7 separate regions of the Homo sapiens genome follow, and regions 1, 2, 4, 5, 6 and 7 are each linked to region 3. A link is a loop called in an ENCODE intact Hi-C map of the cell type or tissue named here. Cell type or tissue: endothelial cell of umbilical vein. All regions are shown on one strand. Links, peaks and the distances in the headings refer to the core of each region. The heading gives the core; the rest is flanking DNA.

Evidence for each region. Hi-C counts contacts between places; a loop is a spot of excess contacts. Peaks named below come from ENCODE experiments on the same cell type or tissue, not always from the same donor. Only the 100,000 strongest peaks of a DNase experiment are listed, where the experiment ranks them.
Region 1: a loop joins it to region 3, with 9 times the contacts of the local background. A loop is called at or near these places in 84 of 110 quality-filtered maps.
Region 2: a loop joins it to region 3, with 14 times the contacts of the local background. A loop is called at or near these places in 22 of 110 quality-filtered maps.
Region 4: it touches region 3 in a loop (5-fold over the local background); 3 of 110 quality-filtered maps call a loop at or near these places.
Region 5: a loop joins it to region 3, with 12 times the contacts of the local background. A loop is called at or near these places in 105 of 110 quality-filtered maps.
Region 6: a loop joins it to region 3, with 2.2 times the contacts of the local background. A loop is called at or near these places in 13 of 110 quality-filtered maps.
Region 7: a loop joins it to region 3, with 4 times the contacts of the local background. A loop is called at or near these places in 3 of 110 quality-filtered maps.

The regions. Positions count from the first base shown.
Region 1 is chr2:191,553,242-191,557,616 of GRCh38, forward strand. No RefSeq gene overlaps it. Among named protein-coding and RNA genes, the nearest start is that of NABP1, 120 kb to the right of the region's middle. In endothelial cell of umbilical vein, for the core only: a CTCF peak has its summit at 2,029 (motif pointing right); a DNase peak (open chromatin) is centred at 2,060; H3K27me3 peaks cover 337 bases.
Region 2 is chr2:191,867,473-191,871,847 of GRCh38, forward strand. All of the region lies in intron 1 of CAVIN2-AS1 (CAVIN2 and TMEFF2 antisense RNA 1), which reads left to right. Among named protein-coding and RNA genes, the nearest start is that of CAVIN2, 23 kb to the left of the region's middle. RefSeq lists an enhancer at 1,791-2,085. In endothelial cell of umbilical vein, for the core only: a CTCF peak has its summit at 1,959 (motif pointing right); DNase peaks (open chromatin) are centred at 2,009 and 2,569; H3K27ac peaks cover 251 bases.
Region 3 is chr2:192,160,267-192,164,641 of GRCh38, forward strand. The region is part of intron 4 of TMEFF2 (transmembrane protein with EGF like and two follistatin like domains 2); the gene reads right to left. Among named protein-coding and RNA genes, the nearest start is that of TMEFF2, 32 kb to the right of the region's middle. In endothelial cell of umbilical vein, for the core only: CTCF peaks have their summits at 2,350 (motif pointing left) and 2,550; DNase peaks (open chromatin) are centred at 1,795 and 2,325; H3K27ac peaks cover 594 bases.
Region 4 is chr2:191,845,220-191,849,585 of GRCh38, forward strand. It overlaps CAVIN2 (caveolae associated protein 2), which reads right to left and starts at 1,869. Exons shown (of 2, transcript NM_004657.6): 1 at 1,224-1,869. The coding sequence starts at 1,706. CAVIN2-AS1 (CAVIN2 and TMEFF2 antisense RNA 1) reads left to right here and starts at 1,269. Exons shown (of 4, transcript NR_187184.1): 1 at 1,269-1,552. RefSeq lists an enhancer at 1,574-2,082. In endothelial cell of umbilical vein, for the core only: a CTCF peak has its summit at 334; a DNase peak (open chromatin) is centred at 2,052; H3K4me3 peaks cover 2,069 bases; H3K27ac peaks cover 2,905 bases.
Region 5 is chr2:191,809,770-191,814,144 of GRCh38, forward strand. It overlaps LOC729254 (hCG2045843), which reads left to right. Exons shown (of 5, transcript NR_157850.1): 3 at 1,752-1,872. Among named protein-coding and RNA genes, the nearest start is that of CAVIN2-AS1, 35 kb to the right of the region's middle. In endothelial cell of umbilical vein, for the core only: a CTCF peak has its summit at 2,542 (motif pointing right); a DNase peak (open chromatin) is centred at 2,552.
Region 6 is chr2:191,756,447-191,760,821 of GRCh38, forward strand. No RefSeq gene overlaps it. Among named protein-coding and RNA genes, the nearest start is that of NABP1, 80 kb to the left of the region's middle. In endothelial cell of umbilical vein, for the core only: a CTCF peak has its summit at 2,662 (motif pointing right); a DNase peak (open chromatin) is centred at 2,675; H3K27me3 peaks cover 497 bases.
Region 7 is chr2:191,828,944-191,833,318 of GRCh38, forward strand. No RefSeq gene overlaps it. Among named protein-coding and RNA genes, the nearest start is that of CAVIN2-AS1, 15 kb to the right of the region's middle. In endothelial cell of umbilical vein, for the core only: no CTCF peak of the experiment used is centred there; DNase peaks (open chromatin) are centred at 2,638, 3,248 and 3,898; H3K27ac peaks cover 558 bases.

The sequences.
Region 1 (4,375 bases), core at 79-4,078, 610 kb before region 3:
AAGAACAGAGGACCACACGTTGTCTTTCTCCTGCTTTCCTGTGTCTGTAATAGAGTGGCGCGAAGACAAACACATTCCTGGATCTGTCAGCTTCACCTGACTTGACTCTGGAATTCTCAGTAAGCCTATCTGCTTAAACCACAGTCTCTCAGCCTCAGTTGCTTGTTTGAATCACGGGGAGCTCTGGAAGCTCCTTGTACTCCAGCCATACTCCACACCAGTTACAGCATTATCTTTGTTGGGGGCAGGTGTGACCCAGGTATCAGTATTTTTTAATGATGCCTAAATGATTCCAGTAAGCAGCCAAGTTTAAGAATTGCTGCATTCTCAATCTTGGTGACATATTAGATTCACTTGGGGACCCAGACCAAGCTAGTCAGAATCAGAATTTTTTTAGTCCCCCAGGTGACTCTCATATGCAACCGGGGCTGATAGTTTCTGCCTTTATATAGTGATTCTCAAAGTATGATCACAGAGCTTGCATTAGGGGTACTCACTTTCCTTATTAAATATTTGGTTTCCAGCTCCACCCCAGACCTATTGAATCAGAAATAGGACTTCACTTCGTTTTGCGAGCTCTGCAGGTGATCCACATCCTCTTTAAAGCTTGAAATCCACCACCTGAAACTTCCTCTATCTCTGCTTGAAGATTCCTCAACTTCCACAAAGAAAGATTTATTCTTTTTACCTGAGGAAGACGGAGTTTATATTTCTGTGAAAGTGCAAATACAATGGCATAACATGCAAAATACATTAGGTTTGAATATGATGAACCTGATCAAGAAGAAAAAGGAATCAACCAAACAAAACCAACCAAAACAAACAAAAACAAGACATTGGGTAAAAAGAACAAGGTGCAGAACAGCTGGTATAGCATGTGCCTTTTTTAAACCATAAAAAGGAATAGTTGTATGAATATTCTGGGTAGCTGCTAGGAAGACCTTTTATAATATGTGTCATACACACATAATTCTTCTATTCAAAAATAGAGTAATTAAAAATGCAAACATTACAGAGAGAAGTCATATTAAGCCTCATTAATGTTAAAAGATAAACTGAGGCACATTAGAATATTAAGGAGTTTATTTGAGCAAACGATTCATAAATCAGGTAGCATCAGACTTCAGGTGGCTCGAGGCTCCACCAAGAGGGCAAGAGAAGGCTTTAAAAGGGTTAATTGGTGGCTCCTGAGTTTTAAAGCTGAAGTTGCATTTTCCTAGAATATGACCATTGATACTTGGGTTTCGGTTTGCTTCTGTAGGAATCCAGGGCCCTGGAGCTGGCTCAGCCTAATGGCCTCTCCATTAATTATCTTAGTTACTTATACCTAGAGTGAATCATTTTATCAAAAAAAATTTTCTGAACAGCTTTTGATTTGAGGAAGAACAAGTAGAATAAATGTCCTGAGGACTAGGGAAGCCAAAGAACGTGTGGAGGAGAGGCACAGGAAAGAATCTCAGAGCCTTGAAGTCGGCATTTGCCAACTTTACATTTTTGTTCAAGGTCAGTCTTGACCTTGATTTACATTCCCAAAGATGGAAACAAACCAGTGTGTGTTCTTCACCTGTCACCGACACTCGTTTAGAAAATAATTGGGGTCGTCCCGGCGCAGTGGCTCGTGCCTGTAATCCCAGCACTTTGAGAGGCTGAGGCAAGAGGATCGCTTGAGCCTGGGAGTTCGAGACCAGCCTGGACAACATACTGAGATCCCTGTCTCTACTAAAAATACAAAAATTAGCCAGGCGTGGTGGCGCGTGCCTGTAATCCCAACTACTGGGGTGGCTGAGGCACGAGAATCGCTTGAATCTGGGAGGCAGAGGTTGCCGTGAGCTGAGATTGTGCCCCTGTACTCCAGCCTGGGTGACAAAGCGAGACCCTGTCTCAAAAAAAAAAAAAAAAAAGAAAAGAAAAGAAAACAAGTGGGGGCGTCCTCACTTTCCCAGGCTCCCTCTAATTGTGTGTGGGGGTTGGGTGTTTAGCACTCACAAGCTTCCGCGAAATGCTGCCTCAAATTATCTTGTAGCCACCAGGTGGCAGCAGCAATCCACTTTTTGGTCTAACCTGGGAGAGGCTGAACTAGGATGGTTCTCCTTTAATTAGCGTACTGGCCATAGAATCGTGGACGTTTAGACATGAAAGAACCTTTCTCAAAAGTTCTGACAACTACAGATGTTTAAACGGAGAAAAAATAACAAACATATTAAGAACACTTCGTTGTTCACACAATAAATTTCATCTATTGAAGGGAAGAAAGGAAGTTGTAACATCTACAATGTGCTGGGCACTTTGTATGTTATCTCATTTGATTATCAGTACAACCTTGTGGGATGGATACCAATGCCTCTAATTTACCGTGGGGGAAACTCAAGTTGGGATAGGTTCAGACTTGTCTGATGTCTCAGAGAAGTAGGTAACAGAGGCATTTAAAAGTATCAGACACTAGTCAAAAGTCTTGGAGTTGAACCACAGCATGCTTTGGTGTGTGTGGGGTGGGATTGATCAGCCAAATGGCAGGATTTTGATGGTGAGGGAATATGGTTATTCTTTGAGGACCCTCTGTTTTATGGCCCAGTACTTGTGCTAGTCACAAAAAAGTAAGAGGATCAAGGGTGCCTTCTAAATTTGAACCATCTTGAATAATCAGGAGGAGCTTCTTGAAATTAGAGGAGTCTTAATCAGAGAGAGAATCATGCTCTGAAGAGGGGACAGAATGCTTATTTCTCTTTTTTCTTTTGAGACAGGGTCTCACTCTGTGGTCCAGGCCAGAGTGCAGTGGCGTGATCGTGGCTCACTGCAGCTTTGAGCTTCTGGGTTCAAGTGATCTTCCTACTTCAGCCTCCCAAGTAGCTGGGACAACAGGCATGCACCATCACGCCCAACTTATTTTTGTATTCCTTGTAGAGTCAGGGTTTCTCTGTGTTGTCCTGGCTGGTCTTGAACTCTTAGGCTCAAGCGATCCTCCTGCCTCAGCCCCTCAAGCAGTGGGATTACAGGCGTGAGCCACTGTGCCAAGCCAGAACACTTATTTTTCTAAGATAATATGAACCTGAAGTAAATGACAAATTTTAAGTCATGTAAAGTGTCAGGGGAAATATTTATTAGTGGGACGTTGCTCTATACTTGTTGCCTTCATAATTAAATAATACACTGAAGTCTCTACTTTTTAATAGTATCTCTTCCTTCTCATTAGACGAGATGAAGAAATTATCTTCTCACACTTTCCTGCACCTCTTTTCTCCATAATTTCCCAATTTGGGCTGGGTAAACTCTATTTTTATGTTGTCAAGGTTAGTAATTTACGTTCAGTCCTATAACTGTAAATAAGAGCTTTGGTGGTATAATTAAACAAAGTATTTGGTGAAGAACTGAGCGGTGTGGTTGGTCAGCAGGAAAGACATGTCATCCTCTGTGACTAACTTCATGTCCTTATAAGGACAATCATCAAGGTCAAATGCATCCTGTTCTCTAACATGCTCAAAATTAGGCAATGTTTGGTTTATTTGTGTGTGTACATGGCTTTCTTGCAAACATTTTTGTTTCTTTAAAGGTTGTATTGGCCTTACCTTATTTCAATTGTTAGAGGAAAATAGGCTCATTTGTCATATCACTAGGATATGCCCTCTTGACCATACTATTTATTGAATGGTGCAGTGTGGACTCCTTATGGCTTTGCTCTCCATCTGTCACGGTGGGCTTTGTTTGCATTGCACTGCTTGGCTGGCTTCCCTCTTTGTTATATCTTTGTAAGTTTCCTCCTTAATTGGATTTGTCTATATGTTTTGTTGAACATCCTTAATAATTTCAGAAATAGTGGTCAGGGAGTATATTTTCCAAAGGTTGGCATGACTAAGATGTCTTCTTGTTATTCTCCTTTGATTGAAATTTCATGATGAAAATGTTCCTTTAATTTCTCTCAATAGCTCATAGTAATTCCTTATTTTTATCTAGTACAAATCACTAGAATTAATGTTAGTTGTGTCTTGCATAATTTCTATTAAGATTATTTTAGTACTATTTCAATATTATTTTTAAATAAAACAGATTATATGAGTAAATTATGGTCTTAAGTGAATCTTTCTGGCTGTTTCCAGTAAAAAGTAACCCTCTCTCATTTCCTTTACACCTTCGTAATAACAACTAGACATTTTCTTCTCATATATTCTATTGTATTTCTGTGAAACCTTCTGGAAAGGTTTTTAAAGCAGTATTTCTGTCATCATTTTGTGAGTCCCATTTTCACAACTCACTTAGAAGCGAAATGTTTTATGAGAAACTGTGTGGGGCCTAGAATGAGTAAAGCACTAGTCTTTGAGCATGATTCAGAAAATTAAGTCTTCCAGTAGACTTAAAGCTATTGTAAGGCCCATCTGTGTGC
Region 2 (4,375 bases), core at 245-4,244, 290 kb before region 3:
TCAGTTTGGATAAACCCAGAGCCTGCTAGGATTAGGACAGTGTTGAAGGGGAGAGCATTCCACTGAGGACTTGGGGAAATAACTGAGTAAAAGGAGAAATCCCTGAGGGAAGAAGGCCACATTCCAAACTGTGAATCCCAGCCACCTTGCAAACTAGCATTTGATATTATGTACCAGGACAAAAATAGGCAAAAGTACTGCAACAGTGTTCTGGCCAGGTGCCCCTTTGTAGAGGGTTATACAGTTCTACAACTCTGCCCTCAGGCATCACCGTTTTGACCAAGGATATCAATAGAGAAGAACCTGAATTATGAAGAAAAGTTTATGTTGCATACATTATACACTTAAGAATCCAGGAATTGAGAGTGTGGTGTAAGGGAGCAGGCTGGGAAAGGTCACTGGAAAATCAACAACTTTTTGAGTTGAAGTACTCAGCCATTTGAAGACCTTGGTCATGGAAGAACCTAGCTGTGTCAACACCCTTTTTAATTCTATTGGAATATTTCATCTTCCTAAAATCATTCAGAAACAAGAAAGTCTACACAGTAAAATTTTCTTTTATTTATTTATTTATTTATTTTGAGACAGAGTCTTGCTCTGTTGCCCAGGCTGGAGTGCAGTGGTATGATCTCAGCACACTGCAACCTCTGCCTCCCAGGTGCAAGTGATTCTCCTGCCTCAGCGCCATGTGTAGCTGGGATTACAGGCACCTGCCACCACACCGGCTAATTTCTGTATTTTTAGTAGAGATGGGATTTGGCTAGGCTGGTCTCGAATCCCTGACCTCAAGTGATCTGCCCGCCTTGGACTCCCAAAGTGCTGGGATTACAGGTGTGAGCCACTGTGCCTGGCCGTAGTAAATTTTTCTTATCTAAAACGAATACTTTTAATGCCTCTGGCCACTTTTTACTTTAACCGATTTCTTTTTGTCATTGTTTTTTAAGACAGGATCTCACTCTGTTGCCCAGGCTGGAGTGCAGTGGCATGATCTCAGCTCACTGCAACCTCTACTTCCTGGGCTCAAGCGATTCTCCTGCCTCAGCCTCCCTAGTAGCTGGAATTACAGGCATGAGCCAGTACACCTGGCTAATTTTTTGTATGTTTTTGTAGAGATGGGGTTTTGCCTTGTTGCCCATGCTGGTCTTCAATTCCTGAGCTCAAAGTGATCTGCCCACCTTGGCCTCCTAAAGTGCTGAGATTATAGGCATGAGCCACCACACCTGGCCTTAACAAATTTTAATACTAATCTTTCTACATGAATTACACATTTTGCTTTCATAAAAGATTTAGTTAAGATAATGTAGCATTTTCATTTTTCTATTTACTGTCAGATGCTTGGCTGTCACTTCTCATGGCTGCCACTATCTCTAATAGACTTTCTTCTGCTGTTTAATCTGCTGCTTTTCAATGGCCATGGCTAAAAATCCAACATGGCTAACTTTAGAAATTTATTTATATTGATAATATATGTCTTTGAACGGGGCAGAAGAACCTCTCTTGTCAATTTCCTGAACTTTAGTGAATGAGTTTGGTGACATGTGTTTCGCCTTCTTGGAGACCTTTAACCACATTTCATGGGTTTTTTTGTGTGTCCATCTTTGGTTCTCAGTGGGGTCCTAGACATTTGAAGTTGCCATATAAGTGATCCTCAGATAAGTATGAATTCATTGGACTGACTGCTCTTCAATGGTTAGAAAAAGAATCAAGCATATCTATGGCTGAGTTGGGAGTTGAAGTCAGCTGCAGCGTAGCTGGCAAAGTCATTAAAATGCAACAGCTTAATGGCTACTCACATGCTGACTTTCTGTGCAAGTGCAAAGGAGTCTTTCATGGTTAAGGTAGCTGTGTCAACATGAGGAGGGGCTGCAGGCAGCTCGTAAAGGTGTTGCTCACTGGGGATAGGCAGGAAGTGCAGTGTTTAGATGTAAACAGACAAGACAGAGAGGAGCCTTCTGCAGAGGGAGATGAGGACTCTGACTATGACCAACGGGTGGCGCTCTGAGCTGCTAATTGAGTCAGCCGTAAATCTGTGAATGACCTGTTCTTTGCAACTGTATTTATCAAGAAGTCAAGCGTCCTGTAAAATTTAGAGCATCTTGGAGGTGGGAGGAAGTATCCCTCTTACCTTGACCCCTACTTTTTTTTATCTTCTTTACATTTCCAGTGGAAACCCCACTTTTATTTTAGAATAAGAAAATTAAGCTGAGAACATGAGTCTGTGCTCTTGGATGAGGGGTCACCTAGAGTCTGTGACTCCAAAGCCGATATTTTTCCTATATGATAATGCTTTCAAATGTAAAATGTGTCTACAACCAAAGGTTTTCCACTAGAAGCAAAACTATCGCTAGTTTATGTATGTGAAAATCCTGATGTATTAGGTGATTTTTCACATTCAAGCAAAAGATGGCAGTTGATCGTCTATGGTATAATGGCCAAATGATTCAGAAAAGTTGTTTTTATCTTTTTTATCTATCAGTAGATGGCAGGAGATACCATCAAATCAAGCTATAAAAAGGGACACGAATGATGAAATTCAGTCATTGTTTCTTGTATTACCTAAAAAAAATTAGTATCCAGGGTAGTCAGTGTGCTGTTATGTGGGCACCCAGGGAGAGAGCATTTTTGAATATGGATTGGAGTTCAGTTATTAGCTTCCTCATTAATATGGCAGGCTTACGGTTGATTTAAAACAATAGTCAAATGTTGGAACTAAATTTACTTTATTTTGAAGAGACACCTGGAGAAATGATTCATCACTCATGTTGCTAAGATTAATTGGGCATTATAATTGTGTTAAGTGGATTCACACACCATGTAAGAATTCAGGAGCTTTTCCTATTTTCTTTCTGTTTTTTTTTCTCTTCAAAGAGAGAAGAGAAAAGAGTTAGGGAAATCCAGCATCATAATGGGCTTTTTCCAAGATTAATGCAAATAAAGCACTACAGTTAAAACAATACTAACAACACACAAGAATGTTTTCAACATTCCTTAATAGACTCTGGCTCCGTGAGTTAATATTTCCATATCCAAATAAAGGTCATTTTCATCAATATTAAACTTGCTTTTACATATTAGTTTTTCTGAAGTATAGAGTTCTCTGAGCAGTACTGACCACATGTTCCCTAATTTAGAGATTACAGAGAGGTGGAGTACCTGTGGAATTTTCAAGAGTTGAAATTTGCAGTCTTTGAGTGTGTGGTTCTCTTTTTATCCACTTGTCACCACTTAATAATGATATGATTCTTCTCTTTGGTACAAAGCATTTGAATCAGCTACTTTTTTTTAACTTATTTGAATTTTATATTTTGGAGAATTTTTTAGAAAAAAATCAGTCTATGTATATTTTTTCTTTTAGACAACAACTTAACTAAAAAGCATCTCTGGGGTAGCAAGAGCATTTACATGGGAATCAAGTTGAACATCAATCTTGGTTAATGCCAAGTTGGAGATCATAATAGGCATGACCCAGTGGCTCCCCAAGTGGAGGCTGTGTGCTGCAGAAAGTATTTAGCTCCTGAAAACAGAGATGGAACTGGGTTTGCTTGCAAGTGGACCCTTCCACTTTTCCTTATAAATTTCTCCACTAGAGAAAATTTTCACTCAAAAGCACATCATTTTTTCCCTCTTTAAAAAAATCCAAACTGTGGCTAGTACTAAAATATCCTATCAAAGAATACAAAAAAAAAAAAAAAAAAACCTCCCCAGTCTACGTGCTATGCCGTATGAAATTTCTACATTTGACAATCAACCTGTTACTGAGCTTAGCACTGTGCTGTTGTACTATTGGATGAAGATGCTCTTTTGAGTCAGGGTACAGAACCTCTAGGTGTGAGAAATTAGGTAGAACCAAGCAGTTCTGCAATGGGGTTCTAGGGTAGCTTGAATATTCTTGTTACAGTGGTTTTGTCATTTATTGTAAGCTATAAATTTACTACTCTTTATTTAATTTATTGTTCAGTAACATCCTGTTATACTCTGAAGTGACCATGAATTACATGGTCACTCTATTCACAGGTTGCCTGCTTCTACCCACTTCCCTTTGAAGAGAATTCACTTTCCTGTTTTGTGTACCAGTATCTACTGAGCTCAATTGCTAAGGGTGAAAGTTCATATTCTCCCCTATCTAAACTTGTTTTTATTAAAATTTGTGTAAATTCGTTCACATAGTAAATTATAAATGATTGATAAAGCTTAAGTCCTATCCCTCCTGAATGTATGTACATATTAATAGAAAACAAACTTTTAAAGGTGGCTAAATACATCTCACCTCTCATATAACTGTCAAGCATTGTAAAGGGTTTGAGACTTTGTTGTACTTGCAAGCTAACTAGTTGGCTTTCCATAGTTTCATGGATGCTGGAAGAAGATAAGAGAC
Region 3 (4,375 bases), core at 262-4,261:
TGTGTATCAACATTTGGTTTGGCAGAAATTCTATGTACCCTGTTAAACACATTTTTGCAATATCTGTACTGTAATATCCACTTTAGTGATAGATGTTTAAGATACCATATTTTACAAGAATTGTCGAAGAATCCATTAAGCTCTATTAGAAAATTTGGCTTCTGGCACAACTCTGGACTAAGAAACTGCCTGGGAGAAAAAAAGATATTAAAAATATTCATTAAGAAAAGAACAAGCCCTACAAACAATTTACCTACAGAATCATAACACAAAAGCAGCAGCAGCAACAAAAACAACAAGGCAACTGGAAGGTGAGCCAAAGATTTGAATATTAAAACCCATGGGGAGAGACTGATCTAAGTCTCTGTGGAGCCTGAGCTTTTGCAATTTAGGGGACCTTCTTTAGAAAAAAATACATTTAACATTACAAAGGCACCATGATGTATATAGATGTATCTTACATTTCCAAAACAGGAAATATAAGATAAATGGAAAAGGATGTGCAGAAAGAACAGAGAAAAAGGCATTTGCAGCAGCAATGATGGCATGGTAATTATGCATTATAGTAAACTGGATGCAATAGGCAGCAGTAATGCTGACAGAGAAGAAAGTTTATGTAGAGGAAAGAGAGGAGAAAAAGAGACCTTGTGTGAAGTAAAGAGATCTTTAAATCCGAGAGTCTAGAGTCATCACTCTGCCACGCTAAAGGCTTATCAATCTTAGGACAGCCATTTTATTGCTAGAGAATTGCTAGACAGTTGTGGAGCTCACCCTAAGGAAGTGGGGACACTTTACCGTCTCCCAGTCTCATCTTCCCATGTCATCTCCTATTCCTCTCCCCTTGCCCCCTCCCGTTTGCATACCAGCGTCCAAGCAGATTCAACCTATGAAACAGCATATTAATTTATTTTTATTTTTTTGAGACAGGGTCTTGCTCTGTCACCCAGGCTGGAGTACAGTGGCGTGATCTTGGCTCAGTGCAACCTCCGCCTTCCGTGTTCAAGCGATTCTCCCTAGTAGCTGGGATTACAGGCACCCACCACCATGCAGAGCTAATTTTTGTGTTTTCATTAGCAGGGTTTCACCATGTTGGCCAGGCTGGTCTTGAACTCCTGACTTCAAGTGGTCTGCCCTCCTCGGCCTCCCAAAGTGTTGGGATTACAGGCATGAGCCACCTCACCGGCCTGAAACAGCATAGTAGTTTGCAAGAAAATTGTATGACATAAGTGAATCCATAAGCCATGTCCATCTAAAGGCAGGCATAATGCACTTCCAAATTTAAAGACTTTCAATTTTGGGATGTATAGTGTAAGCAATTAGTCAACTTGCTTGAGTCAGGAACGATGTGAAAGTTAAACATGTGGACCAGTCTGGAGACAACTGTGTCCTTTTCTTCTGTTAAAGAAAACAGGCTTTGGAGCCATCCTTTCCCCAGTACACAAAATAATGTGTTGCCTAGATCATGAGTTTGTTGTGGGCAGTGATAAGCCCTGTTCATCTTTTATTTTTTAATCTCTGGTCTCTCACTCTGTGCCTGGCATTAAAATGGTGTTCGATAAAGCATAAGGAACAAGCAAAGAGAGGAAGTGTGATTCTTTTTTCATTTCCTGTGAACACATTAAATGCTGGGGGTGTGGAAAATTACATTTGGCATGATGAGATGCTTGATGTTCACCATATTAAAGGTTCTAAAATTACAGAGAGCGTTTTGAAGGGTGCTGACAACTCAAAGGACAAACATAACAACCTTGAAGAAGAAAAAGGAATAGAAGGATGCCTCAGGCTGCTTCCTTACTGATGTTGGTGAAAGTTAGCTAATCATGATCTTGATGCCTTTGGGACTACACTTGATGCCAATGTAATGAAGAAGGCAAATGACCCCAAAGTAAACTTACTTAGGAGACACTTACCAGAAAAACAAGTTGAACTCTATGTCCATTGCTACTCACATCACCATCAGCCATGTTTACATGAAATTACAGCCATGAAACAAATATGAGAAACCCCTTAAAATCAGGGGTGAGTGTGCTGTGTCTGTTATTTATGGATTAAAAAATTTGATAATACCTATCAGGAAAAAAGTCTTTTAATATGTTTTAAATTCTCCACATTAAGCTATCTGAAAACATCAACCACAGCATGCAGTTTCATTAACCAAAAGCCACTTAAACTCGTACCATAGTGAAGATTTACAACTTTAGCAAAGTTTAACTTTTCAACAGGGGGAAATAACTTCTATTCCAACTCATAATCTTTGTTGGCTTTAGAGTTAAAATAGCTCCACCCTTAACTACACAAACCTACAAAATTTACTTTTCGCCAACCCACAAAATAGGTATGATATGAGCGCCCCCTACTGGTACAGCACTACTCCCACTTCATGAATACAGTGAAGGATAGCTCCTGTGAGTCTTAGGGGGAAAAAAAATTGCAATTTACTATTAAAGAAGAGGAAAAGCTAAATGAGCTTTTAAAAACCAAACAATAATCCAAGACAAAACAGAAAATAACTCTTCTCACTTTAAAAGAATCTCTGTGAAAGAAAAATGCACGACATGTTTACAAATATTTGACAGCATCTTTTAAATCCTTGCCCAAGATTAGACAGGCAGAGTGAATTAAATGGCTGTCACTCTCAGGATGAACTGGAGTCCTTATTGATATTCAGACATCACAACAAGCAGAGCTTAATTGTAGTGATGCTTATATATTGATAATAAGATTTTCCCCAAATACCACATATGAAAATCTGCAGGCTTTAGAGAAATAAGCTAAGGAGCACCACGGAGGCTGAACAAAGTCTATGGGTGGGCCTTGGGCTTTCTGCATCTGGAAGTGACTTTCTATATTGCTCTGTGAACTGGGAAACTGAAGGTGGAAGCCATAGGCTTTATATTTCCAGTTACTCAAATTAGTTGTCTCCAGAGTAGAAAATCCAATGTGAGAAAATTGATGGCAAATATAGGTAAAGCGCTATTGTGTGGACATTTACATTGACAAAGAAGGAGAAATGCTCCAAAGGTGTTGCTAGTGATAAGCTGTTACAGAAAAAATATAATGAAAGAAATGAAACTCCCACTCTTTGAGTCAGCAGAAGGGAGCTGTTTCATGATATTTGCTATATTTGTAAGGCTGCAATTTGATTATATCTGATTCTGTTGTCACAATCTGTTACATATCCTACATAGAATATAAATATGTGAAGCCATTTAAAGGCCAAATTATGGAGCTGTCTATTTTTATATTTTATTTTTTACTGCCATACCAGTGATGGTACTTAAATTGTATAAATTTTAAAAGGTAAGTGAAAAACAAAATCATCAATATACTCAGGCTTTATTGAAAAGCCACTAGTTAACAACCCCAAAAGTACATCAATCTGTTTCTCTCTTGAAAGTCTGAGAAAATTACTTTAGATGAATATAGTAGGCTCAATGCATGGGCTTTGGTTTTTAAAATAATGCTTTTTATGACACATTTTCATGTCTTAAAAGTAAACCTACACATTCATTTATGTTAAATGGGCATGGAGAACTTGGCGAGTGCTAAATGACGTGATGGGGTTATTTCTTTTTCTTCCCTTTTCCATATCCTTCTTTGCGTTGGCATGTAACATTTTTGTTCACACCAATAACAATATAGAAAGGAATGGGAAATAATGAGGATAGACATGGCCCCCAGGACATCTGTCACCTTCTCACCACCTTTGTTGCCACCATATTATTCAGGTCAGGATCCTCTTTGCCTGCTCCACTATAATAATCTTTTTATTGCTTTCTTTGCACCTACTCTTGCCTCATCTACAATTCATTCTCCACACAGATGCCAGAGCAATCTTTTGAAAATATAAACCGGATTATATTACTGTCTTCCAAAGGCTTTCCATGATGCAATGAATAAATTCCAAATTCCTTACCACTTCCCTACTCTCCTCTTCTACCACTTTCCTGCTCATTCACTATGCTCGGGCTGCACTTACCTTCCTTCTATTTCTGGATTTCACTAAGGCATCCCTTAGGGCATTGGCCTGTGCTCTTCCCTTTGCTCCGAATGCCCTGCCTCTGATCTTTGTGTACCTTGTTCTTTCTACTACTTAAGGCTTCAGTGAAAATCTCACTCTTACCACAAAACCTAGTAACTTTGCATAACATCACTGTTTTACTTTCTTAAAAGTAATTACAGGCCAGGCGCGGTGGCTCATGCCTGTAATCCCAGCACTTTGGGAGGCTGAGGCAGGTGGATCACGAGGTCAGGAGATCAAGACCATCCTGGCCAACATAGTGAAACCCCGTCTCTACTAAAAATACAAAAATTAGCTGGGCGTGGTGGTATGTGCCTGCAATCCCAGCTACTCAGGAGGCTGAGGCAGGAGAAT
Region 4 (4,366 bases), core at 1-4,000, 320 kb before region 3:
AATATTCAAGTGCAATTTGAGGAGGACAAAAAAGCAGCGAGATGAGTCTTTCCTTTTATGGGGGTAGGAAGGCTTCTAACTTGGCAGAGCAGATTCATTTTGAAAAAGAAGACTCCCTCGGTTTAAATCCCAATTTCTAAATCTCTCTTGGGAGATGAAGGCTTTCCCTGTGTGCCTTTCACAATCAAACTGTTGGTTATAGCCTCTCCCCTCCATGGCTTTGAAATCCTCTCCTATTCATATGGTCACAACGAGACAGCCCTGGAGCGAGGATGGCAATCGCTTCCTGGGCTCTGTGCTGGCTGGATTCCACTGGGCGGAAGGGCTTCCAGCATTAGGCAGGGCTGCCCTGGGATTCACAAATGCCCACCACTTGGCGGAACAAGAGCCCCACGCAATCTCCCTGTCCCCAGATAGCCTCTTGCTACATTAATTGCATCATTGATGCATTAAAAAAAATTAAGTGGCCTTTTTATTCTAAGGCAACCGTTTGAAGGAGAAACATTTAAGACTAGCCTTTGTGACTATAACTGATAACACTCCTTTTATTTTACTTAACAGTTGTGGTCTCTCTGAACAAGGAGAGGCACGTCTAGTGTGTTTGTACTCTCTTTTTCTAGTGCATTTGCTAGAAAAGAACTCCACAAGATTGCTTTGCCCCAAAAAAGTCTTAAAAGAACAAGGCTAACTCTAATGGAATCAATCCTCTATTTGATTGGTCCCCAAAACGTTGATAGCCTTTGTATAAAGGGATAGTTTGACTTTTTGGTTAAAAAAACCACAAAATACCTCACATGATCACTTCATTTCCACTAAGAGTTAATGAACAGCCACTGAATTAATTTGCCCTGTCCAGCTAACAGCTGCAGCCAGAGCCCTAAGCTCCTAATGCAAAGAGACAAATGAATTTGACTAGGGTGCACGCACCTGCACATCTTCCCAACCTGTACAGAGTGCATCCAGGTGCTCCCTGACAAATGACCCGGGGCCTACTAAGCCCGGGGACATCTTCTTTGGATTAGTCTGTAGTGACCTGGGAAATTCCCACCCCTGTGTGAAGATTTCACATTTGCTTTCCGCAGGCAGACAGGGGACAGTGCCTTGTATGTGTGATCCCTGACAGGCAGGACAAATGTAAAAATGGCTGTGAGAGCCAGGATGAGCGAGATCAAGAATGATAAGGAGTTCCAGCCCGCCTGTAAGGAGGCATAGGGGGAACTGACCTGGAAGATGAGCACTTTGAAATGGTTGCGTCGGAGGAGCTGGGCGTGGTTGTTCTCCAGCCGCTTCACCTGTGCGCACTGCCTATCCATGCGCTCTTTGACCGCGCGCGTGTGGGCGCTGACCTTGCGGGACTTCTCCAGCAGCTTGCTCACCGTGTTGCTGGTGGAGGCCTGGTACTTGGAGAGCTTGGTGAGGTCATTCTGGATGCCCTTCACGGAGCCCTCCAAACTGATCTGTCGCTGCTCCATCTTGTGCTGGTTCTCCTGCACAGCGTCTAGCATGTTCACCAGCTTGTCCAGGAGCGTGAGCACCGTGACTGCGTTCACCTGTGAGTTGTCCCGGATGGCCTCCTCTGTGTTCCCTAGGTTCAGGCTGGGGCTTGGTGTGGAGGAAGGCATCGGGCTGGGGCTCGAGGGCTTTTCCTGCCGCATGTCAGACCCAGGGTGCTGGAACTTTTCGGCCTGTGCAGCGTCCTCTCCCATGGCTAGGCAGGTGGGAACGTTCTTTCTCTCTGGGAGCTGCTTCTTGCTCGGGTGAGAAGTTGCGGTGGTGAGGGTGTAGGATGAGGCCCGCTGGTTGGAGCTCAGGGCACCAGTCTCCAGGACTGGCAGAGGTTCAGACAGGCAACAACTGGCTACGCTGATCAGGGGAACTGCATTCCAGCTGCTCTTAAAGGCCCTACTCCACCCAGTGGGAGGAGAAGTTTACAGAACTGAGAACCATTTAGGGTTCAGACGTATGCACACACTTCCTAACCGCGTTCTGGGCACAGGACACTTTGTTGCAGGTTTAGCTTTTCTTTCCTGTTCCCCTTCCCTTTCAATGTCATATTTCAATCATGACTTCATCTAGAGGCGGAGAAAAACATGCTAACTTGGCCCAGCTCCACAGCTTCCAATTGGCTAAAGCTGGTAAACTTTTCTCTGGCTGCTATGCTGCAGATGCAACAGGGTGCCTGTTTCTTTTTCCTGGATACAAGTTATTGTAACGGAAAGTATTGTTTGCATTTGCCCTAGAACTGACTGATGGGTTGCAGAACACCGGGTGTCCTACTGGGAGGCATAGAGTTTAAAGGGTACTGCAGCCAAGTTTGTATTATTAGTTTCTCATTTGCAAAGGAATGGGACTAACTCTGATAATGATAAGGAAAACAGCTCAGTTCTTATTACTCTTGCAGTTGCAGATACAAAATAAGTTAAAAGAGATTGAACTTCAGGGATATTTAAAAAAAGTAATACTGCTGTTATGACTGTTATGTAATATATGGAAACTTTTTGAATGACCACATTTAAAAAAATGATTGTTTTTTTCAAGAAGTGAGACTGAGGAAAAATAAAATGTGGTCTTTTTAAGAACCTACCGTGATGATTTGTTTTAACTAACTTTGAGTTGGTGAGGAGAGACTTTCTCAAATGCCCATCTCTGCAAGGCATTTATTGACACGTGCCCAGAAGTGTCTGTTGGCAGGCTGAGTTGGAGTTTCTCAAGTGGTTCTAATGTTTGACATTTTAAAATTCCTGCTCAGTGAAGTGGCACACCTGTTCTCAAATGTGGCCCTCCTCAGCTGAACCTTGGGATGTGGGGCTTATTTTCCTAAAATGGCTTTACATGCTTGAGTTGATTTTAAACGTATCCAGCCTTTGAAAGTGCTTTCAGCAGGAAGTTTGTAATAGGCCTTCTATGAACAATTTTGAGACGAACAAATGCCAGCTCATACCAGGTCAGGGATTGATAATGGAACAATGCCATTCGTCAATAGTAACACCTACATGTAAGCCAATCAATCAGCAGGCCATTGGTTATCACGTTGGTTGAATCTCTGCCTTCTGCTATATGCATGAAGCACTATCCAGAAGACATTGGCAAAGCATGACGGAGACCCTGCTCTCAATGAGTATAGCTGCCAGTTAGGAAGATGAACTAAAGATATTTACAGAGGCCTTCAATTTCTTCAGATAATTGGTGCCACCAAAACCCACTTAAAGCAAATGCTTTAAAAATAGAGACCAAAAAAGGTGAAAAGAAGGTTTGGTTGAGATGTTATCTTTTAAAAAAGTAAGAACATTATTAAAATTAATTTACCTTATATTTAATAAAATTTAGTTGGTCAAAAATGTGTTAAATATTAGAATAAAGGATGAATCAAGTGTTGATTTTAAGAAGCATAATTTTCTAACAAAATTATATGATATCATGACACGACGTCCTTTTACATTTGACTTTTGTGGGCAAATCATAGAGTGTCACTATTTCAAAAATATTTGAGGGCTTCATCAATTTTCCAAGAGCCTCTCTTAAATTTTGACATTCAAATCATTTCTTTTTGAAGCACTTATTGTGCCATCATCCATGTAGATTTGTTCTTCTTCAAATGTTAATGTTAACTATTCCAGCTGCAGATTCTCATTTGTCAGAGGAGTTGCCCATGATTCAAGGGCTTCTCTAACATTACCTTCATCAACTTCATGATTTCCTACATATTTTGCAAAATTTGCGATTTCACATTATAATCACTTCACCCTGATTTTGCATTGATTTGCGCTGATTTTGCATTGCATTGTTGGATATTGTATAATCAGCTAGATGAATAGAGACATTAAAGAGATGGGGTGTGAGGTGGTAAAAGGAAAGAGGCTAGTTGTTAAATAGAAAGAAAGGTTTGCGTGTGGGCTTATTTATTTTTAAAATATATATTTTGAATAACACAAGTAATATCAGTCATCTATTGCTGTGTAACATACCAGCATGAAACTCAGTGGCTTAAAATAACGTTTTATTTACTCATGATTCTGTGGTTGGCTAGTCAGGGCTCAACTAGAATGGATTATTTCTGCTAGGCATATGCATTCATCTGTAGTTTGAGCTGAGGAATCTGAGATGGACTCATTCACGTGTCTGCCTCCTCAGCTGGGGCAACTAGGATATTGGGATTTCTCTCTTTTCCATTTTTCAGCCTCTGGGGCCTCTCCATCTGATCTCTCTAGTAGGGAAGTCAAACTTTTTTTACATGGTACTTCAGGGTTCTAAGAGAGTAGAAGCAAAGCTGCAGGGTGTCTTAAGGCTGCAGGGTATCTCTGGAACTCTCCCCTTGTCACTTCTACATTCTGTGTTCCAAGTAGGTCACAGGCCAAGATCAGATTCA
Region 5 (4,375 bases), core at 239-4,238, 350 kb before region 3:
TGCAGCCATAAAAAGGATGAGTTCATGTCCTTTGCAGAGACATGGATGAAGCTGGAAACCATCATTCTCAACAAACTAACACAAGAACCGAAAACCAAACACCATATGTTCTCACTCATAAGTGGGAGCTGAACAATGAGAACACATGGACACAGGTACGGGAACATCACACACCAGGGCCTGTCAGGGGTGCCGGGTTAGGGGAGGGATAGCAGTAGGAGAAATACCTAATATAGGTGACGAGTTGATGGGTGCAGCAAACCACCATGGCACGTGTATACCTATGTAACAAACCTGCATGTTCTGCACATGTACACCAGAACTTAAAGTACAAAAAAAAAAAAGAATTAAAAACATAAAAAAATAAAAAAGACCGTCTTTTATAACTCAGACCCTTAAGAATAAGGCTTTTGGAGTCCTCAGTCGCTTGGAACAATACAAAATTTATTATCTTATAGTTCTAGAGGTCAGAAGTCCTAAAATCAGTGTGTCAGTATGGCCATGTTCCTTTTAGAGTCTCTAGGGGGAAAAGCCTGTTTCCTTTTCCAACTTCTAGAGCCTGCCTGCATTCCTTGGCACATGGGCCCTTCTTCCACCTTCAAAGAGCATCACATCAAACTCTGCTTCCATTGTCCCATCACCTTCTATGACTTGGACTCATTTGCCTTCCGCTTATAAGGACCCTTGTGATTTCACTGGGCCCACCCAGGTAGTTCAGCCTAATCCTTCCATCTCTAGATCCTTAGCTTAATCACATCTGCAAAGTACTTTCAACCAAGTAAGGTAATATATTCACAGGTTCCAGGGATAAGGACGTGGACATCTTTGGGGAGGCCATTTTTCAGCCTACCACATCCGAATGCTAAAAACTTGTTGTATATAAATTAAATAAAAAAGCTGTGATGTTGTATGTTGCATTCATTAGCCATGATTATTCTTTTAGGACAAAAGTCTAATGCTAGAATGTACCAACCACAAGATATATACATTAAAAAAAAGACTTTTAGTAAACAATGCCAAATTACCCTCTAGAAGGGTTACTTTGAATTACACTTTTGACAGTAGTGCATAGTTGCTTGACCGCATTGGTATTATTTGTTAAAAATCCTTTGCTATTTGATAGGAAAAAAATTCATTGTTATTTTACTTTTGAGTAATTTGCTGTTAGTTATTTTGATGATATTGAACATGTAAAAATATATTCACTGGTTATTACAGAAATAATTTAGATGGAAATTTTATTCAAGGCTCTACTGCTTTATAGGGTTTACTTTGTAATGTAGAAATCTCCTAACCTGTAAAATTACAGCATCAGGAGGAAAACGTAGAATGCCTTTGAACTAAAGTTCACATCTCAGAGTGTTTAGGAGAGTGAACTAATTGTTTAAACGGATGCAAGGATGATACTGTTCAGGATGAAATAACTGTTCAGTGCATTTTGTGTATATAGTTGTTACGCTCTTCTAACAGGGATAGCCTGTTCAATTATAGATGTGTGCCCAAGTTAGAGCATGTCACTTGTTTCTGCTACACTAGGCGTGGTCTTTCCGGGGAAAACATCTTATGATAAATTTACATTATTGCTAAATAAGAACTAAATATTTTATCTGAGAGCAATTATCATCTAATTCTTGTCATGAAAATATTGGCAGCAGGAAAATTTTCTTAATAGATAAAAATTGAAGGATTTTTATAAATTGTTTTATTACACAACTATTACATACTCATTCAATAAAGAATTTTCATTGCAGATCATCGGAAGAAACAAAAACAAGCTGTGGTGAAGAAGAAACGTTTTCTAAAGCCTCTTTTATCCCCAGGATGGTTGAGAAGTCAGAGGCCTGCAATGCTAGGAAGAGAGGGTCTAAAGTGGTAAGATTAAACACATAATATAAGATGGGTAGGGGTGTATAGGTGGCTATATTTTGTTTGCTTATACTCTATCTTTTCTCCCTCCAAAGCATCACTTGTTGCTGAGTTAGGGAATCCAGAAACAATGCAAGGCAAGCCTTGAGAAAAATCATGCAAAATATTGCTTTCAGAGTTTGGAGAGGCAACAATATCCTTTCTTCTTTGCTCAGTCCCGCTGGGGCTTTGCTTTCCTTGAAGAAGATGCGTCAGTGGTTTTCTTTCTTTAAGATATCTAGGAGGAGGCTGTTTTTAGCTGAGAGCTGCTGCTTTGCCTATCACTGCAGTGTCGTGTAGGATGCCTGGTAGAGAAGGCAGCTGGAGAGGAGGAAGTCGGAAAGTGAATGCCTGTAAAGAAAGAGCTCAGGAATAAAAAGAGAATATGCTAGGCTGTGCGCACCCAGCAGGTGCAGCTTTCAGGCGTGGCAGAACAGGGTGGGTGCCTTTGGCAATCTCTAGTCTCTTGGGATCTTTTATTTGTTTGGTATTCTAAGAAGATCTGACTTATTTGTACCATTTCAATGATATTGTGAGATTAATATGTTTCCTGGTGCATAGTAATTAACATCAGGCTCTGCAGAATGGAATATTCCAGGACTTAGAGAATGCTGGACATTTTATGGGCTGCAGCCAGCAGATGGTGATAGCGTACCACAAAAAAGCCAATGAAGCGGGCTTGGTGAAGCTGGGAGGTTCAGTTTTGTTTTGCTTTGTTATTTAAGCTTGACAATACCCATCTATATATCCTGTGGGTGCACAGTGTTTGAGCCCAGTCTGGTCTTAAACTTGTTTTATGATGATATCATTATTTTTTACTGCTACAAATTAACTGTCGGTTTCAATCTACCCCATGTTTCAGCTGCCTTCAGGGATCATCTTGTCAGTTATGCAGCTTTCCAATTTTATGGCTGAGATCAAGAATGATTCCTTAAAGGCACATGGGAAACACAGTGAAATGTGGGAGAGTGGATGTGAGCTCTGCTACATGGCCGATATTATAGGTGCACAGGAAAGATAGATAAGGGCAAACCACTAAGGCCCCAATTCAGTTTGAAATTTGACTGTCTTGACATTTACTTAGGTGCAATCATTTATCTAGATATTGATGGTGACCTACTATCACTGGAATAAAATGGAGCTAGAGGAGTTTCAGTATTATTTTACAGAGTTATGTTCAAACATGTGAGAATGTAAGGACTTGTGGGCACACCAATATTTTCAGGTCCACAGGAAATTCTTTCACTAGGACATAAAGTCATTCATTCATTCTTCCTTGTGTCCAGTGCTTCTTGAGTGCTTATTGGGTGCTTATCCTTGTTCCACGCGCTAGGAAGTCCTTGCAGACTTACCTCACAGGAACTCCTCGTTGCTGCCTATCTTTTCTTGAAGTGTAAGGGCGAAAGGAGGTTAGGATCCCCTTTATAGAGAGCTGGCAGAGCACCATTGATTGATGATAAACTTGAAGGAGAAAAGGGTCATATTCTAGTTTGCTCCAGTCAAAGATTTCCATCAGGAATAGACTGTTGTAAATCTGCTGCTGAATTCTGCTACTGGCCGGCATACTGTCCAAAGATGTACTGAGAGACATTGGGAAATCCCAAAAGTCAGTTAGAAAGGTCAGGCTATTCTTCAAATGTTAGATGGACAAAGTAAGCATGGGTTCAAGCCCCCTGTCAAATCATCTGCAGTCTACAAATAGCTTATTTCACCAGCTTCCTAACTAATGTGGTATCTTCTTCTAGAACTTGGCGAGTTTTATCAGGATTAAGTAACGATGGTTCCCCTATAGCCTGCCCATTATGAGCCAGGTCCTTTCCAGGTATTACTTTAATCTTTATGACACTCATTCAAGCTGGGCATTATTATACTGTTTTGATATATAAGATAACTGAAGCTTAAAGAAGTTGATTAATTTGCCAAGTATGTAGCCAAGTTGGGAATTAAACCAAGGTCTGTCCATGCCCCTCCGACTATGCCATACTCTCTCTCTTTTGAAGAATTGTTTGCTATAACATTGTTTCATTGGCCAGAACAAGTATGGAAGGGAAATAAAGGAAGCAGTCCCAGGATTTGTGCTGAGAGAGGCTGACATCTGTAAGGGGATCAGGCAGAAGATATAATATACAGGAACCCAGAAGTGTCCCATCATTTGGTCTGCAGGGCTTTGGAATATTGGGAAACAAAATCATCAGAATTTTCTGGGAGGTGGGTGGTTAGCCTGCAGAAATAGGGTGTCTTGTTCCAAACAGAGGCTTCAGAGCATCAGACAGACTGTGGAGTTAAAAGACGAGAAGCAAAGTGCAATTAGAACTGCCATACCAGGAAAACCTTTGCTTGAATGCAGGCTACAAAAGATGGATAGCGATGCATTGGTCTTTTCAGCTCCACTCTCAGGCAGGGATAACAACATGACCGGCAGCAGCATTTTGAAACACAGACAGCCACCACCACTGATATTTATTTATAG
Region 6 (4,375 bases), core at 292-4,291, 400 kb before region 3:
GAGAGATTGGGGTCTTGTTATGTTGCCCAGGTTGGTCTGGAACTCCTGGCTTCAAGTGATCATCCTGCTAAAGCTTTGGAATTATGGGTGTGAGCCACTGATCCCTGGCCCTGAAGTAAGTCTTAAATTGTGAATATGATTGGCCATGAAGAACAGGTGAAGGAGATTTCTTTGCCAAGGAATCAGTGGTTAAAGAAACACAGAGGTATGAAAAAATATATTTTGCATTGGACGTAGAGCAAGAGGTTCAACATGATTAAATAGGTGGTGGGAGCCATGCAGAAAGAGATTAGACATGAGGGGACACAAGGGGAAAGAGATCAAGAGTACCGAAAGAAATGTTACAGAATTCAAGGGAGGCTGAGATCACTGGGGGCCAGAGCAGTCAGGAAAATCATTTCAGAATTGTAGCATTTTCGAGGTTTGATGACGATCTAAATTTGTTTGAAAGGATAGCTAGACCTTAGACAGGCAGAGAGATATGGGAAAGCATTCTCAACACGGGAAATGAAATGAATTATGGCTCAGAGGCCAGAATATACTGGAATTCTTCCTTTTCTAGTAAAAGCTGTGTCCCTCTTTAACCTTTATGCATGTTTCATCATTTTTTCCTCCTTCTGGTCCATTTCCCATAATGAATTGTGTGGGAAAAAAAGTCTTTACCAAAAATTTGCCTAAATCTTAAAAAAAAAAAAAAAAAGAAAAAAACCTAAAGAGAGCATTTTACTTTTGCTAGGTATTTAGTTTGACTGAAGGTGACTTAGAAAAAAAATGGGAGAAGTGACCATTTTTGTTCATAAATGTAGACTAGCTAATATATTTCGAGCTGCATGGTATTTTGTTTATTAAGCTCACTGTCAGCCTTTTGTGTTGCCAGCTGAAGTACAGTAATATGATTTTGTTCCAAATTTTACACTTTGCCAAAGGTCTGTTTCTCAGCTGCATTTTGGGAACAGCTGTCAGCCCCAAGCAATCTGATTGCTTTTCATGAATGATAAATCACTTCCCTGTATGCTGATTTGTTTAGGTACAATAGGAGGAGACATCTTTCTGCCTAGTTTGTTAACAGAGGAAATGGTAGGATGAGGATGGAGTGGGAGAAGTGAGAAAGAACTAGTGGGCATTTCCTTAGTACTTAATGTCCAATTAATGTTCATTTCATTTTGATTGAACACTGGGAAGAAATAGTCTTTATTAGCTGTTCTGAAGGCAGCAGAAAAAACCAATGATCCTTTCTTTATTAGGAGCTGTTATTAATTTACCACTGGACTTTCTGTTTGAAAAAAAAATTGATTTTCTTGGATCAAACATTCTTCTGTTTAAAAAATTGCCCATACAAGTTGTAAGGGTTAAAAGTGTGTTAGAAGTTAGGAAGAGATACCTCAAGTTTCATTAAAGTATCCAATTAGTGAGATTCAGCAGTCCATGAAAATATTTATCACATTCCCAGCTCAGCTAAGACCCTATCTGCTCCAATTTTCCTTGCACAGAAATCACAGAAATCTACATTTGCTGCTTCACATTCTAGAGAAACAGGTGAAAATGGAGGGGGAGGGAGCATCTCATTTTTCAAATGTTATGTTTGCTGCTTGAATTTTAGTTTTGGAAACGGATTTTGAGGTGAGAAGAAAGGGAATTCAAGTCTTTCCTTTGCCTTGAAGTTTGTTCATAATGGTGTTGTCTCTGTTTCTGGTGAGCTACTGTCAACTCCTATCTGGGAGAGATCCTGCCAGGTCTTTTCCTTGAATATAAGAAAATATATTTTCTTATATTCCTTGAATATAAGAAATATATTTTCTTATATTCCTTGAATATAAGAAAATATATTTCTTATATTCCTTGAATATAAGAAAATATATTACGTTTTCTTATATTCCTTGAATATAAGAAAATATATTACGTTTTCTTATATTCCTTGAATATAAGAAAATATATTATGTTTTCTTATATTCCTTGAATATAAGAAAGGAAATTTGCAAATTAAAGATTTTTGCTAAGAACAGAAAGTGGCCCACAATGGCGTCATATTATGTTTTTGGCCCTCAAATTGTAAAAGTGTTCCTCTTCATTGGAAGCAGGCCTTACTGTGTACCCTGTGCTCTCAATTTCTGTGTGTCCCTGGCCTCTATAGGGCCGCTTGGGGGCTGGCAGCCAGGCTGGCTCGATGCAATCAGATGACACTGAAAGCCGATTGGAATCATTCCTCAGCTCGATGTCAGCAGGCCGGGCACTTAATGCAGGATGCACTTTTATTTTAATAAGTAATTTATTTAATGAGCCGACAATGGCAAAATGTCAAATGTAGAGACTTCGAGGATGAATAACACAATTGCAAGGAGCAGGAAGTCTACTAGGCTTGCAATATTCGGTGCCTTCAGAAAGGACATTCCTTGAGCTGGTTTCAAAATCAGTTGGCAACTGATCTGAAAAAGGATCTTTGCCATTAGTCTTGATAAAAGTAATGCTGCCCACATCAAGTTTTTAGAGTTAGTAATATGAGAATGGCAGGTGCCAGGTGTAGAGTGTGGGGTAGCATGGGGGGTGGTCCTATTTTGAGAGGAGAGTGAGGCAGGAGGCATACAGCTGGCTCCACGGAACATGCTTCCACCTGCCCATCTAGTCAGTGTGAGGAAGGGCGAGAGGAGCAGACCCCTCCACTAGGTGGCAGTGACTCGGTTTCGCTATCAATTAGGGAAGTGTCCTGGGGTGACTCACTTTAGACTCAGATATTAGTTTTCTCATGTTAAACAGACGGACCTGAATTGGAAGAGGTTTACCTTCCTTTTCAGATACTGAGATAGGATTTTTCCTAACATAATATCCTCTCCAGTGTACAAGTTGTGCTCATTAATTCCTCACTGCTGGCTCTGATTGGCTATGAGTTCAAATCCTATGAAAGTGAGGTCAATTAACCTAAAGATAGACTACCAAGGTTTATAGTAATTCTATTGATCCAACCTTAATTTAATAATTATCTATTGAGTACCCACTAGGCAACAGACACTATTTAAGTCAACAGACATATAGCAATGACACCACAGGGTTTTAAAAAAGTCCCTGTTATCCTAAAGCTAACTTTCCATTAGCTTATTGAAAATGATATTTTTCAATGTGAAGGAGCTAACTCACATTTGGAATGGGTGTTCCTTCTAGGAGTCCGTATCAAAATTATCATTTGTATTTTTTGCCCGATGGGAAGTTGTATTGTGAACTGTGCTATGGCTGATGTGTTTATCTGGCGTATTCTTCAGTTATTCCAACTAGTTTCTATGTCCTATTTTAGAATTTAATTAAAATTCATGTGGTTTCATTCTTCCCTTCTGACTCTGGAGGGCTCTGCAATATGCTTGTAATCCTTTCTAGGCCCACAGCAAGGAGGAAAACCTGTTTCTACTTGAAGTTGGGGTTCTGTGCTGAACTTGTTCTGTGTTGTCTCCCTCCTGGCAACGGTACGTAACTGTGAGATACTGATTTGCGCACAGTGCTGTCTGGCTTTGCTTCTAAAAGGAATAATGTGCATGGCTGGTCTCTGATTGATGTGTGGGAGCTGCCATTTGGGGGCATAAAACACTTTATTTTCCATCCTGCTTAGAATTCTAAGGCTCAATGGCCAACATCTGCCATCCTTCACTTTGAAATTTTTAAATTACCTTTTAAAAAATGATTATAACAGTAATATTATTTATTATTAAAAATTTAGCAAATATAAAAAGTGTAATGAAGAAAATAAAAATAACTCATAATCCAATGGCTCTGAGTTAACCATCATTAGCCTTCTATTTGCATATATTTTATAATACATGCAGTTTTAGACCCTGTTTATATTTTGTCCTCAGCAGTCTATTGTGAGAATAGTCTCAATATTATTAAAAATCTTTAAAGATCAAATTTTAATGGCTGCATAGTATTCAATCATATAGTTTTATCACAGTTTATTTAGCCAATACCTTGTTGTTGGATGTAGTTTCTAATTTATTTCTCTTTAAAAATACTGTGGGTAATAGTCATATGATATATTTTGAATCTCTAAGTAATTCCTTAGGAAAAATTTTGAGTAATAAAATTATGGGATTAAATGACATGAACTTTCTAAGGCTTTTGACACATGTCACCTAATGGTTTGGAAACTGTACTCTTGCATTCACATTTCAGAAAATGCATTCACATTTTAGAAAAATCTTCGGCAATTTATCAGGCAAAAGAAGTATCTCACTCTTGTTTTCTTTTCTAGTTGTTAGAATTCTAGTGAGATTGAACATGTATTTCATGGGTTTATTGGGCATTTATTTGTTTTTTTATTCTATGTGTTGTCTCTTTTTTTTCTATTGATGTGTGCCAGAAAGAATATGGGCTCTCAAAGATGTCCATAATCTTG
Region 7 (4,375 bases), core at 176-4,175, 330 kb before region 3:
CTTTATAAGGTTCCTTCCACTCAGGGCTTCTCTTCCACCATTTTGTTTCCTGCTTTAGAGGCAGAAACTCCTATTCCTGTGTGATTGTATCATTAAGTCCAAACAACTTAGCTTCCATAGCAAAGTCACAGCTTAGCTTCCTGCCAGCTCTATCCTGGACATTTATGGTATCTGCTATGGTCTGAATGTTTATGTCCTCCCCTACTCCCTGCCAAATCCATTTGTTGACAACAAATCCCCAGTATGATGGTGTTAGGATGGGTGCTCTTTGGGAGGTGATTAGATCATGGGGGCTCAGTCCTCCTAAACAGGATTAGTGCCTTTATAAAAGATGCCCTAGAGACCTGCCTTGTCCTTCCCACCATGTGAAGATGCAGTGAGAAAGTAGCCTCTTTGATCCAGAAATTGGCACTGTCACCAGACACTGAATCTGCTGGTGCCTTGATCTTGGAATTCCCAGCCTCCAGAATTGTGAGAAATACATTTCTGTTGTTTATAATCCATCCAGTTTATAATATTTTTATTATAGCAGCCGGAAAGGACTAAGACAATAACTTACAAAGCTAAGCTACAGTATCTCCATTTAACCATCTTGGGTGACTCTTTTACAAATTATTTGTTTCCTATTGCTTTGCTATTATAAGTTTAAATTCTCTATATACAGGATTCTCAGCACTTTCACCTTCCTCAAAGATGGGGAATTTATAGATGGCAAAGACTATTCTTATTCCTCTGTTTTATCTACATACCCAGCACAGGGCCTGGCACATATAGCTGCCCCATAAATGTAATAAATGTTAATAAAACAAAATGAATATCTGTATTGGGGAAATGTTTTTTGAAGATAAAAACGCCCTGCAGTTACTGGAAAATTTAGGCCAACTTCTTTTATTTAATCATTTAAAAGTCTAGCTATGAGATAGTTGGGAAGGACATTTTAGTCTCATAATTAAAAAGAGTGATGGCAGAAAGAAAAAAGAAAACACTAAAGATTGTAGTGAAATTACAGCCAATGGGCATCAGTTTCCCTTTCTCTGGTTGATTTCAGGGGCAATCTCACAGGGTAAGAAACTGCTTTTCTCCATCCGTCCTGGCAGGGAGGCCTTCCTTTTATTATGTAGGTATGTAAAATTATTGATTTAAAGTCCCCAGGAAATTTGACTTTTCAAATAAGGGCACATTCACTGGAATATGCTGCCTTTCCCTGCGTGCCGTTAGGGTCATAGAGACAATTAACATGCAGTGGACCTAAGAGAACACAGCTAATCCTCGTGCTTCCTTAGATCTTCAAGTGGTTGCCAACATAAAAAGTTTCTCCTTAACAGAGGACATCTTGACCCTTGTGCTAAATCTGTATCAGTTTTTTTTTTTTCCCAACTCTGAGCTCTGAAGGCTCAATTTAGCATCCAAAGAAATTGAGCTGTGTCCTTTCTCTTTTGTACGTCATTACCAACAATAAAGAGTTGAAGAAGAACTGGTGTGTTGGCTGACAATTTTGTGATGATATATGACAGAGCAGAATACAGCCTTACTTTTTGTCATCTATAGGGCCTCAGGTTATTGACAAGAGTAGGTATTTTTCAACTGGAACACAGAAGTGGGATGGTAACTTCATATGCTCAGGTTACCAAGAACACCAATCCCTTTGACACCCAGGGGCTGCGCAGGTGGCTAGCAATGTTGATAACAAGGTGGGGTGCTTTTCCGTTAGAGACCGTACAACCACCCTCCAATGTGATTGACTACTTCTCCTCACACAGCATTAACAGCAATCTTTTCATAAATTCGGGAAGTGGCAATAGGGAAACTTCTTGTAAGTACTGGCAAGGGTGTTTTGCATTTTATATCCCCCTAAGAAGGCGTCTGTGTTTTTTCTTAAGGCAAATCTAATCCTGTCACTAACTTTCTCTTATTGTGTTTATGCCTCCAGGAGGGAAAGAAGCACCCAAGAGCCTTCATCTCTGTAGACCAGGAGTCCGAAATGGATGGTCTATGCCTGTGCCACATCCAGCCAGCAGGCATTTACATTTGGCTTGCATAACGTTTAAAATGATTTGAATCAGTTGCCAAAAACTAAAAGCCAGGAGATTTTCATGTAAAAAGAAATCTAAATTTTGGCTCTTCTTAAAAGAGGCCTATGTTTTGGACCGGGAAGTCATTGGACCCCATTTCTCACACAGCAAGTGGAACTGGGTAGTGATTGCCAGTTTACCACACGCAGGGTGGCTCCTAGAACATACTTTCCCTGTGTGGGAATTAGAAAGAAGCACTGCCTCTGCACAGGTGGATTTTAAGGGTGCCCCATTGGACAGGACACGGCCCATGTGTAATAGCTTTGCCACAATTGCCACCATCTCCTTGAGTCAGTTTACTCATGTCTGAGCTTTCAGGCATTTGAGTTTGTGACCCCTGCCAAAGCCTTTGGAGGAAGTAGCTGCCTGCAGCATACATCTTGATGAAAGAGGGCTGGCCAGAGGGCTTTCTCTGATTGCTTGCACACAGAGATGGAGACACCAGCATTTGTTTGACTTAGCTCCTGTGTTTTTCTGAGAACACAGCTGGATAATTTTGCAGGAATTATATTCATAGGCTAGGTCTCTGTATCCTCATGATTCACTCTACTTCCTGAACCTCCACAATCCCCCACCCCTGGCCGCATGCTGATTTGCCATTTGTTCCTTTTTTCAGCTTATGAGAGGAAGTGTCCAAGGAGAATATAGCAAGTTCTCTCCTATGACACAGGGATATAACTCCTTTAACTTGAAGAGTTTGAGGCAGACTTCATGAACCATTTTTGAATGAGCTGATTCTAGTATCTATCTCTGTTGACAGCTTGCTCTTATTATACCCTTCCCCAAAGTGAACCCTGCAGCTACTGACAATGGATGAGGCCAAGGAGCTAAGGAGCCCCTCTGTGGCCTCAGCATACCTGAATAATAGTCTCTCTGTGGCTCTCCAAGAACAGTGAGGTTTTCTTTTTTTCTTTTTTTTTTTTTTTTTTAGCACTGGAATGACAATCATCAAAATCATTTACAAAATGCAGTGTAAGTGATGCTGTATAAGGGGTGGTAAAATGAAGTTAATATTATACCATTTGATAGCTTATAAACTGACTTATAATTAAGCAGTTGTAGGATAATTAAGTGTCTGTTTTGGCAGTAGCATGGATTTCAGATTGGAATTGAACACTGGCGTTGACACTAGTTATTTGAACTGGACTAATCATTCAATTCTGTGACCCTTAATAGAAAAGTAGTTAAATTATAACATGAAGGGTGAGACCTTAGAGTAGTTAAGAACTCAGGAGTCCTTTCTCCATTCTATCTTACTGGTTGGATTCAGTAAACTTCAAAATTCTCTACTCTTAAAATGGAGGTAAAAATCATACCTTCCAAATAGGATTTTATATGATTAAATGAGATAATGCATGTATCTAACATGTGATAGGTACACAGTACTGCTGGCATTGGAGTGCTCAGCTGGTATAAAGTAGGTTTTCAAAAATATTGGTTTCCTCCATCTTTCTTGGGTCTTACTGCTTTGGTGCTAAAAATTTTAGCAAATACGAGGAACTAAAGATTGCTTTGCTCAATAAATATTTAACAAATTGCTTTTTACAGTGAAAAGTGTATATATGTATGAAAATCAAGCTGCTTAGTTTAAAGGTGTGACTCCTTAACTAGGGCAGTTTATGTGGAGAGTTAAAAATAATTTTAGAGTTTCAAATACTGCAGGATAATGTAATGGTTAAAACAAAAATAAGAAAATATCTTTAATAATGCAAGTTACTGCCTGTTCCCTTTAGGAATGAGTTCCTGGCTACAGAAGTCTTTATCTAGACACCCAGATCAAGCAGAATACAAAGGTCACAATGCCAATTTCATCTGAAACTTGTTTTGCAGTGCTTGAGTCTTGGTTTTTAGGAAAAGACTTGTGGTTGCTATGGAACTGTTAATAATGATTGCTGCCTGTATCTCAATTCTTCATACTCCCAATCTTCAATATAAAATCACTTAGATTTGGGCTCCAGGGCAGTAAACACACTTTTGAGCAGGAATTAACTGGACTTGGGCATTAGTGTCTTAATGTAGGAAATGACTTTCATTATAACCTTTACTTATACTGGCAGTTAGGCTATGTTAAGGTTTCCTAATAGTGGGCTTAATCGCATGAGTGTCAAACTTTGCTCTTCTGGGTGAGCACTGCTAAAAGCAGAAACATTTTGGGTTTTCATCAGACAATAAATATCAGAAGTCCTTGTTTTGTACAGAACTAGTCTTAGTGAGAGTATTTTGTTTTCACATATAAAAAGAACCAGTAATTCAGCCACATACTGGATTCCTAAGCAGAAAGAAGAAAATATTCCTGTTGAAAT